Regions from separate parts of the Homo sapiens genome. Here region 1 is linked to region 2. The links are chromatin loops, found by intact Hi-C in ENCODE. Cell type or tissue: mammary epithelial cell. All regions are shown on one strand. Region 1 has its middle 220 kb from the start of MIR4473. Region 2 overlaps MLLT3 (MLLT3 super elongation complex subunit).

Region 1 (5,000 bases), 160 kb before region 2:
GAAAGTGTGGGGAGTGGGCAATGTCAGATCTGTCTAGACCATGAAATCCACCTGACATTATGATTCTTAAGGACCATTTGAGCTATCCCCTTTGAAAGATCTCATTAAAAGTGGAGCTCTCAACAGCTTTGAATTTCACATGGCATGAGCCTCCCTTTGGAGAGCTAACAATGGTCTAGATGCCAGAGAATCCCAAATGCTGAGCAGTTTCCTTGGTGTCCACAGCTAAAGCTACTTTCTCAAGGTCTCTGCAAATCGCATTACTTTAGCTACGGATTTCTGATTATGATCCCCCTGGAAGAGGTTTCTCCTAAGTTTCCAGCCCTAGAAACAAGTGGCAGTGACTGCACAATTCTGCCTCTGAAAGGGAATGCTCATCTTACCTGCCTGGAGCAGCATTCTCAGTCTAAGGGTGCTGGGAGGGGAGGGGAGATGGGCTATTCATTCAGACTCGAAGACAGCCAGAGTGGGACTGATCCAAGCATCCAGGAGGAATGACAGCTTAATTCCCGGCACCCCACTGGGAAGCCATGGCAGGGGTTAATTAATTTCCTCTCCAGCGGTTCCCTGGGAGAGTTTGCATTGGTTCATAGCTGTGTGAACCCGCAACACTCCCTGCATGAAGCCTGGCAAAAGAGGCAAAATGAGCTTGTATGTGGTTGCTCTGCTGGTATCTTTGTTTCTCCATTTCTGGAGATAAGTCAGGTAACTCATTGACTATGCTTGGAAGGGACTATGCCAGGGCAGTCCTCAGGGAAACTGCAAAATAGCCTAGGTTTTCCTCTGGCTTGTCAAGACAATCCTTTTAGGGCCCATCCTCCTACCTCTCTCAGATCTTTGTCCTACCAAATTAATAAAGGTGAAACTTCAGATAATAATTAAAAATTTTTAATCATCTATTGTGTTTTTCAATAAACATATAAATGTCTAACCTATGCCAGAAGCTGGTAAGAAGCGATGTAATAAGGGAAGTAACATTTACTAAGCATCTAATATACATCATATATTGTGCTCATTTATACTCATAACTCTCTGGAGAACATACTCCTACTAGTCCCATTGTTTAGAGAAAAGTGAGGCTCAGAAAGGTTAAATAATTTCTCCCAGCATCATACAACTAGTAAGTTATGGATAAATCAAGAATTTGAACCTGGTCTGTTGGACTCCAAACCTGTGCTTTTTCTGTATTAGTCATGAGCTTGAAATCTGGAATTAAAAAATAAAAATTAAAAAAATCCCTAGATTTAAATTCTGGCTTTGCTACTTAGCAATTGTATGACTTCGGGAAAATTATGTAAATTCTCTGAGTGTTTTCATCTTTAAAAAGGGATGACAAAAATGGTACCTATTCACAGGATTAATGAAGATTAGATAATGTTTATACATTGTTTAGTACAGTACTTGGTACATAAAAAGTTCTCCAAAAGTGTTAACTGTACACAATTATTTTTCCATGCTCTTCTCAAGGAGCTTGCTCTCTAACAGCAATTTCCACACTAACATTCTTCCCGTCTCTAAAACTTCAATATTTGTGAATTGACTTTGAAAGATTATTTCCCCTGCAGCAAAAATCTCAGATAAAGTGCTCTTTGAGTCACTTAGGGTCATAAAATTGGCCTAATCAAGGTGTAATCACCATGTTTTCCGGACCTTTTTTTTTTTTTTGCAGGACAGACAAGACCTTTGGATCTCTTACTTCCATTCATAAAAACATCTATTATTGCTTTTAGCTTATAAAATATCATTGATGATCTCCTTAGTAAGTATGTAGTTTATATACTTACTGTTTCTGCGGACATAAAAATATCTCAAAGGGTTTTGCACAATCACATGCAACTTCAAGATCCTGATTCACTTTTTCCTATAAATAAGTTCATAAATGGTGCCTTCCCGTGCCAGCATGATTTATGGGACCATAATCCTCACCAGGGATAAGTACACTATAGGAGGTGAGTGCCTAAGACCAGAAGTGAGGTGTAACTGCACAGCTAGTCCAGAAAGCATTCCGACAGTATCTGGAGAAACTAAGAGAGTTTATTCCCTATGGCTAGGTAATTACATTCTCTGGCATATATCTAAAAAAATTATCATATGGATCCACCAGGGGCCACCTAAGAGAATGTTCAGTGTGGCCTCCTTGTGGCAGTAGAGAATTCAGGGCAAACTAGATATCCATTAAGACGGGAAAAGAAGAGTAAAATGTGGTGGTAAGTGCCCTCTAAGGGATGCTATGCAGTGGGTAGATGAAATGAATTTGATTTAATTTTAGTTGTGTGGATAGATCATAAAAGAAATTTGAAGTGAAAAAAAGAGTGAGGTTTCCAGAACAAAACCAACTATACTTGAGGCAGCATGTCTTATTTTAGGAGGGTACACACATGTTTATGAACAGTTCAAACATATTAGAGGATCCTGGCATTGACCCATGAAGATAAGATGCTATGCACAGAGGGGTAAGATGAACTCAACTTTCCGCAGCTCAGGTCCAACCAAACCAAAGCAAATAAGGGAGAGGTGCAGATCAGTTGCAATAGGCATGTGGAGGAAAGTGTGAATATCCTAATTTTAGAAGATCAAACAAATTTTCATGAAAGTGTTGGAATTCCAGCTGCTAGAAGAGCAGGATTAGGTGGTTGAAGATGGGAAAGGTCTATGAAGTCAGAGGTAACTGCTTAAGCAAAGACTCTAAAAGAAGCCAGAAGTTAATCAGGAAAGGATGCAATGAGCATGGTAGACAGAGATTGGGATGAAGTGGGTGAGAAGGCCAAGAAGATGGACAAAGGCTGGGGCTGGGGAGGCCTGGAAAGTTGCACTAAAGACTATTTTGTAGACAAGGGGCAGCCAGTGAATGTTTTAAATTGGGAAGATATATATATATATTTAAGAAAGATATTCTGAGAGCTGAGTTAAAGGTGGATGGGGAGAGAGGTGACTACAGTCAGATACATCTTGTAGAGGAGGAATCATTAACATCAGAATCACATGGACACTTATTAGAAATGCAGATTCCTAGAGCCTAATTCAGTCCATTGTATCAGAAGGGATCCAGATAGAGCCCTGGAATGTATATTTTTAAACCAGCCTCCAGGTGGCACTTAGTTCAACTGGGATTAAGAACTATGTCATTATTAACCTCAGCTGCATATTATTATAGAATCAGTTGGGAAGACTTTTAAATTCCTGATACGGGGGCTGCTCATCAGACAAACTGCATTGAAATCTCTGGGCCTGGGGCCTGGGCATCAGTATTTTTTTGAAGCTCCTTGATTAATTCCAACATGCAGCCAAGGTTGAGAACCACTGCACTGCAAAGAGCCTTTCTTAGAAAACTCAAGAGCCAGCAAGACTTCCCCTCATTCTATCTTCATTTAATCTCCAGCTAATTTGATTCTCTACTTAATTAGATCAAAGCCTCAGGGTCTAAATCACTTATATTAAAAATATAAATTACCCAATCTTTTATTTGAAGAACCCCCCAGCACACAGTATAGTGCTTTTCCATCCCTAGTCTTGGGCAATTGACATTTGATTATCATAAGAGGTCTAAAGTCAGAATTAAATAAAAGTAGCAAGATCCCTGCTCTAGTTTCTTCTGGTGAAAAGAAACAATAACAGGTGGTAGAACAGTCCACATGCCTTGATATTGAGTATACCCTGAAATCATCTACATTCAAAATATTGGATGCATATACCAATTAAGGTGAAAGGAATGGGTTTGAAATAAAGTACAAACTGGATTTGTAACCCTGAGTAGCATTAAGGCATATAAATCATGCCTTGAAATTTTATTATTTATTAGTCAGTGAACAGACTTCTGCTTTAAAATGGTACCTGGCTAGAGTTTCCTGGGGTATTCTCCCAGCTTCCCTTTAAAATTTCTAAGAAGAAAAAGAAAAGCAAGAAAACTTGAAAGCTCACACCACCCAAAAGAAAGATTATCAACCCAGTGCCAGAATCTGGGAAGACTTTCCCTTAAATAGAAATTATATATAATTTATTTTTAATATATGTAATGTATTTTAACACCCAACTGACATCCCCTAATGAAATGTAGTTGATCTTTTAATATATAAGCAAATGTCTATCAATATAGATTCTAAAATTAATACTGGATGCTGAAACTGATAAACAGGATAGTTTAAAGATGATAAATATTTAGGATGTTGATTTTTAAAATATGTAACCCAATAGAGAGACATACAAAAAATAACTGAATAATTAGAGACACTAAGTTCTTAAACAGAATATTCTGTGTATCTACTGAAAGTTATTTGTAAATTCAATGACTTATCTACAGAAGTCCCAAGAGGGTTTTTGTTTTGTTTTGTTTTTAAATATGGCAAAATGATCCTATCGGTTGAAAGAATAATCAAAGGGGCAATGCCAAGAAAATACTGACAAGGAAGACTTTCCCTATCAGACTTTAAGATTTATCAAAGAATTATAGTAATCAAATAGAAGTAGCACAGGAATAGAATCAATGGAATAGGACAGAGTGTGTGTAAATATGAAAATTTAACACATGGTTAAATGAGGTATTTCAAATTATCAGAGAAAAAGATTGAGCTGGGTTTTTTTTTGGGAAAACAAAAGTAAGCACTCCTTCCATCTTTCCACTAAGTAGAACTCTGGACAAATCAAGGATTTAGATGCTCAAACATGATAAAATGTCTTTTAAGCATGTCATGAAAACCAGAAATCAAAGAATAAAGACCAATAAATCTGATTACCTATAAGTCTTAGACTTCTGTATGGAAGAAAGAAGAGAAAATACTGCCATAAACCAATATCTCTGGGCATCAGGTAAGGCACTATTCTTTAGAGACTCAAATCCATTTGACTGAAGCCCGATTCCAGATCCTTTGGTACTCTTCATCCCTTCTCCAAGATTACTGTACACATTCAGGGGCTCACATGCTCATGGCCACTCCTCACCTTTCTCAAAAAATCCTTGTTCTAAATTAATTTATAGGTTGGTTACTTTTCTTTGATTTTCCTAA
Region 2 (5,000 bases):
ACAAAAGGTAGGGAAATTAAATGCTAAATTGTGAGTTTAAACATATTAACAAAGGCTACTTTCATTTTTTTTTCATTCTTGAATCTCAGAAGGTTTCTAAGAGAAAAAAATTCTAAGTTTGAACATGGAAACAAGAATGTACATTACCAATTAAGTCAGGGGAATTTTGTGGGGTTTTTCCTGTTTGTTTTGTTTTTGTTTTAAAAAGGCTTCCTGGTCATACCAAACATTGCTAGTAAGCAATGCCAGCAAGTGACAGAAGAACAGAAGAATGTATTACGAAAAACAGGGATCACTATCTAATTATCATCTGATTTGTGAAGAGCTCCCCTGAAAGGGGAGAGGGGGTACCTCTCTTTCCATATGCTCAGACTCACGAGTCTTTGTTAGTGTAACTGCATGGGTGCCCCCAGCACCATTTGCGATAAAGGCAAATGAAAGATTTGTGAAACATTACAGAGGTCTGCCCTGGCCCTACAGAGCAAGGTTAGGGCTCTGCCCAAACCAGGCAACTTAACCCCACCAGGTGTTGTAGTCAGGTTTCAGAAGCATGACGCACACTCTGGGAAAGCACACTGCACTAGCATCAGATGTCTTGCTCATCTACATCTGAGATTCCTTAATATTCTATCTCTACCACAATTCTCTTAATTCCCAATTCAATGTGCCTGAAATCCCTTGGCAACGTAGGCATCATGGCAAATGACAGCATAAGGCCAAGCTTAATACTGAAGATATAAACAACACATGGAAAACAAACTACAAAGCACTGGGATGAAATACTCATCATTTGGGCATCTTGGACACTTTGATGAAGAAAATGAAAGGAGAACCAGCAAGGATGATCAAGGGCAACACAAAGAAACGGAAGGCTTGTCAGTGTTGGAGCCCTCCTAGTAACAGACTAGAAACCTACCTTGTCACATTCACCATTCTTTATTTGCTTATCTGATTTGCTTTGCTTTATTGGACTTTTCACTTCAAGAATCTAGGGATCAAAGAGAACGCTGTGTTAAATTTTATTTCAAGCATCTCTTAGCTAACCAGCCACCTAAACAAAGGCATCCACTGAATGAAATGTACAGTAACATTTGCTTTCCAAATAGCATTTCTTTTCTATACATTTTCCTTCTTCTCTCTAATCTTATTTTCCTTGGAAAATGAATTACTTAGATCTGAAATGCTGAGTCAGAAAAGTAGAACTAAAAAAAAAAAAAAAAAAAAAACAACACAGTTGATGATAAGGAAATTGATCTAAGCTTCCAAGGCTGCTTCTCTTTTGCGACAACACTCTCACCATATGTATAGCAGCTGAGTTATACAGAGATTATAGTTCCCTCTGGCAAGAATTTTTTTCCTATTCATTCTGCTGTTTCAGCATGACTACTAGTGTTCAGTATGCTAGGGATGATAAAAACAAATACTCAAATGCCCTTTTTAGTACCTAACTTTCACATTCTAAAATTACTCATATGCACAAAACTGATACAGCTTTGGAAATGAAGATGGCCGACTATCTTCTGTGTTTTAAGAAATGATGTGTTTACCCTTGGTAAAACGCCAAGTGCTTTTCCTTTTATCTGGACTGATTACAACTTAAGTTATGAATAGCTTTACATACTGTATAGAAGCTTTGGTGGGAAGCTATGTTTCTACTTAATAAAAAGGAGAAGCAAATTATTATTTAATAAATGCAGCTGATTTCTTTGACAGCATCTTCAAAACTGAGGATTAAAAGGGAAGTATTTTTAAATGGTCCTCACTTGAAAAAGCTTGAAACCACTAAATTTATAAATGATGAGTGCTTACACATGTGTATAAACACAAAAAGCAAAGTAATTTGTCTTTTTCATTATAACTCATTATGAAGTGAGTTGTTATAACTGGAGACTAATATTAAAGGAGGAAAATGCCAAATAAAGGACCTAATTTATCTTAAGAGGTTTTATATTCCTACTGTTCTCTTTACCCATTCTGTGCCCTAACTTAGTAACACTTCTGTCCACAAGTTTACCACATTCCGTAACATAAAGATTTTAAGAATGAGTCCACTTTTAATCTGTAGTGGCAAGAGCACTGATTAGGCTCAGAAGCCCAAGTTCAAGTCCCAGCCTTATTATTTAATATTTTTGGACCGCAAAGGATGAAATGGGAGAGATGAACAAGATAAGACCCAGATTCCCATTCAGCTTTAACATTTTTTATTACTAATAAACATTTTACTGGATGAGGATAGGAACATGACATCCTGGAAAAGACCGAATACTCCTGAAGGGGCATATTTTTATTTTAATTGAGAATAATGCACGAGTAAAAAGTGTCCTTTTAACAGTCTTTCCTGACAATCATGCTTTTTTTCATCATTTTTAATATGAAGATAACCAAATGACTAATTTGACCAGGCTAACTTAAAATACAATACTTTTGGCAACACAAGGAAATTACGTATTAACAGAGGCAAGGCAATCGTTTTTAACATGCTCCACTGTAAAGGAAACCAAATACTCCACTACATTCAGAATTTCCTCCTCCATTGTTGTTGAAAGTGAGATCTCAAGGGAAAAATCAGCGCTGAGACCTAGGAGCAAGTAGGTCAGTAGATGGCACTCCTCGCCAACTCAGATACTGGGCTGGGCATGCAGAGACAATCCGCTGAGATTTCAGGCAAGAAAAAAAGAAAAAAAAAGTGCCTGCCTGCTTGACTTGTGCATTACAGAACTGAATTTTGTTCCCATCATATCCCGCTGCCTCCCACGATCCCCTCCTCCAACTCCTGTACTCTGGGTGTTGAAGTGACTTGAGGACGCTGTATTTGCAATAGAACTTTGCTAACTAGGTTTAGAGAGTTCTGCCACCTTTTCTTCAAAGCAGAAAATAGAACATTTGGACGCTGAAGTCCCACCCCACACATTCCGTAAGTGCTACAGCACAGAAGGCCAAAATACATTGAAATCCTAGTTTCTTTCTTCTGAAGTTGCAGTGGCAGGAACAAAAGCTCCGGGTGTCAGTGACCCGCCTCAAGTTACTGAGTGGCTGCCCAGAGAGGGCTCAGTTAATCTTCCTTCTTTGATCTCTCCCTGCTCCAAAATAAACAGCTTTGTCAAAACCTCATTCTGAGAGAGCTGAGCCCTGCTGAAGACAATTGTTTTATTTATGATCATTTCTTATCTTTAGGGAAACAACTCCAGAATAAAAAAGTACAACACCTTGTCTTCCACAGGCTTATTTTAAACCAGTTTAACTGGATAGACTCTTTTTAATTTCATTCAACATGCCTTGCAGGCTGATAGGTGATTTATGATATTCTGAATATTAACCCGGGTCCAATGGATCACTTCCTTCCTTCAAGTCCTTTCTCCCCTCCCTCCCTGCCAAGCTTCTGGCTAAAAAAGATGTGGTATTTTGTTTTTGTTTGAAATTCACATAAGGGAGGTTTGGAGTGAAAAAACCATCTCTGGTTGAAATGACGCAACACTCTTTATTATTACCTATTAAATTGTACTGAGAGAAGCAGAGCTACCTAGACTGCCTAGCTACTCCATTTATAGATACAGCAGTCTCTGAAAATAGAAGAATTGTGGTTTAGTAGCACTTTTGTCTTTAATCTGAGAAAATGTCTTGACAAACGTTCAAGATTATATTTTTCTGTATCACTTTATGAAGAATGACAACTCAGTTATTCACAGATGGATTCTCTACTGATAGATCTTTCATACTAATGACAGTAGCTCCCAACAGTACTCAGGTTAATTACTTGCTTGGTTGACGTGTGACTCTATGTTCACTTTTATTCAGTATGAAAATATTTGACTCCATTAGTACTTCCCCTCTTCTCTAGTCCCTGGAAGATTTGAGAAAAGGCAATGGACATTTCAGCTTTGCCTGGTGCTTTATCAAACTCAGAGATCATTATCAATTCATAGAGAGAGAACAGGCAAGGAGTATGGAAGGAGGAAACTCAAGAGTGTTCCCATTTCGGAGTTAGTCCTTCCAAGTATGTTCTCAACTCTTTATTAATCGTGAAAATTCAGATTCATACTCTTTCTCTATCCCTGTCTCTCTCCCCCTACTTTTCTCCCTCCCTCCTGCGCACACACACACACACACACACACACACACACACATTCAAATACGACTAAAAAGTCATTCCAGAGTGAAATTTAGTTGACTTTTAGATTTTTAAGAAATTTTTACTCTCTTATACCATCAACATAGAGAATTAAGATATACTAGTAATTTTTTTTAAGTCCCAGAAGCTTGACTTAAAGGGATAGCATCACACCTGACCCCAGTGCAAGTGATTTGAGGGGCTAGGAAACCAATACTAAACAAGGTTTAAGAAACCTTTACTTGTCCTCTCGGCTCCAAGACATAGCTCTAAGAAGGTAAGCCCTCCTGTGGTATATATATTTCCTAACCCAGACTAGCTAAAAGTGGAAGCATACGGACTTTCTTACCATGCTTACAAGTGCATGGAGAAAGTGACACATAATACAGTATTATTGGCAGACTGATGATTCACATGTGTGAAGCAACACTTGCCAAATAAACACGCCAAGGAACCAGGAGTATGCTACTTAATCAGATAAGGTAACTTTTACCCTCTCCAGATAGACGATACTATTCGTTTTTGGTTTTGTTTTGCTAGACAGGTAAAAAACAGTCTGACAAAGAGTCTAAACCTTTCCCTAAAGCCAAGGTCTGTTCAAGACTGCCCATTCAGGAAGGGCTTAAGTGAAGCCATAAGGTTTGAAGGGCATGAAAGGTGCTTGCTGGAGTTGCATTCCCTAGCAAGCCCACTTTTCACTATGATTGGGAGAGATACTGAAGGAGATGAGTGAGGGGCACAAAAGCAGAGCCTAATGCCCTACACTCCTGGCCCTGCCACTGCTGTGCCCATGACGTATTGTAGCTCTCATATACCACCCACTGGATACAGAAATCAAGCTGAAATATGCCTAGGTTGGATTTAAAAATATCATCGGCTGGGAGCGGTGGCT

The links. Hi-C counts contacts between places; a loop is a spot of excess contacts. Peaks named below come from ENCODE experiments on the same cell type or tissue, not always from the same donor. Only the 100,000 strongest peaks of a DNase experiment are listed, where the experiment ranks them.
Region 1: a loop joins it to region 2, with 5 times the contacts of the local background. A loop is called at or near these places in 2 of 110 quality-filtered maps.

Annotation. Positions count from the first base shown.
Region 1 is chr9:20,189,511-20,194,510 of GRCh38, forward strand. It overlaps a transcript of SLC24A2 not described here. Among named protein-coding and RNA genes, the nearest start is that of MIR4473, 220 kb to the right of the region's middle. In mammary epithelial cell, CTCF peaks have their summits at 2,130 and 3,084 (motif pointing right); no DNase peak of the experiment used is centred here.
Region 2 is chr9:20,353,892-20,358,891 of GRCh38, forward strand. MLLT3 (MLLT3 super elongation complex subunit) reads right to left here. Exons shown (of 11, transcript NM_004529.4): 9 at 917-988. The region is part of intron 3 of LOC124902129 (a long non-coding RNA gene); the gene reads left to right. Among named protein-coding and RNA genes, the nearest start is that of MIR4473, 55 kb to the right of the region's middle. In mammary epithelial cell, a CTCF peak has its summit at 2,596 (motif pointing right); DNase peaks (open chromatin) are centred at 2,610 and 4,520.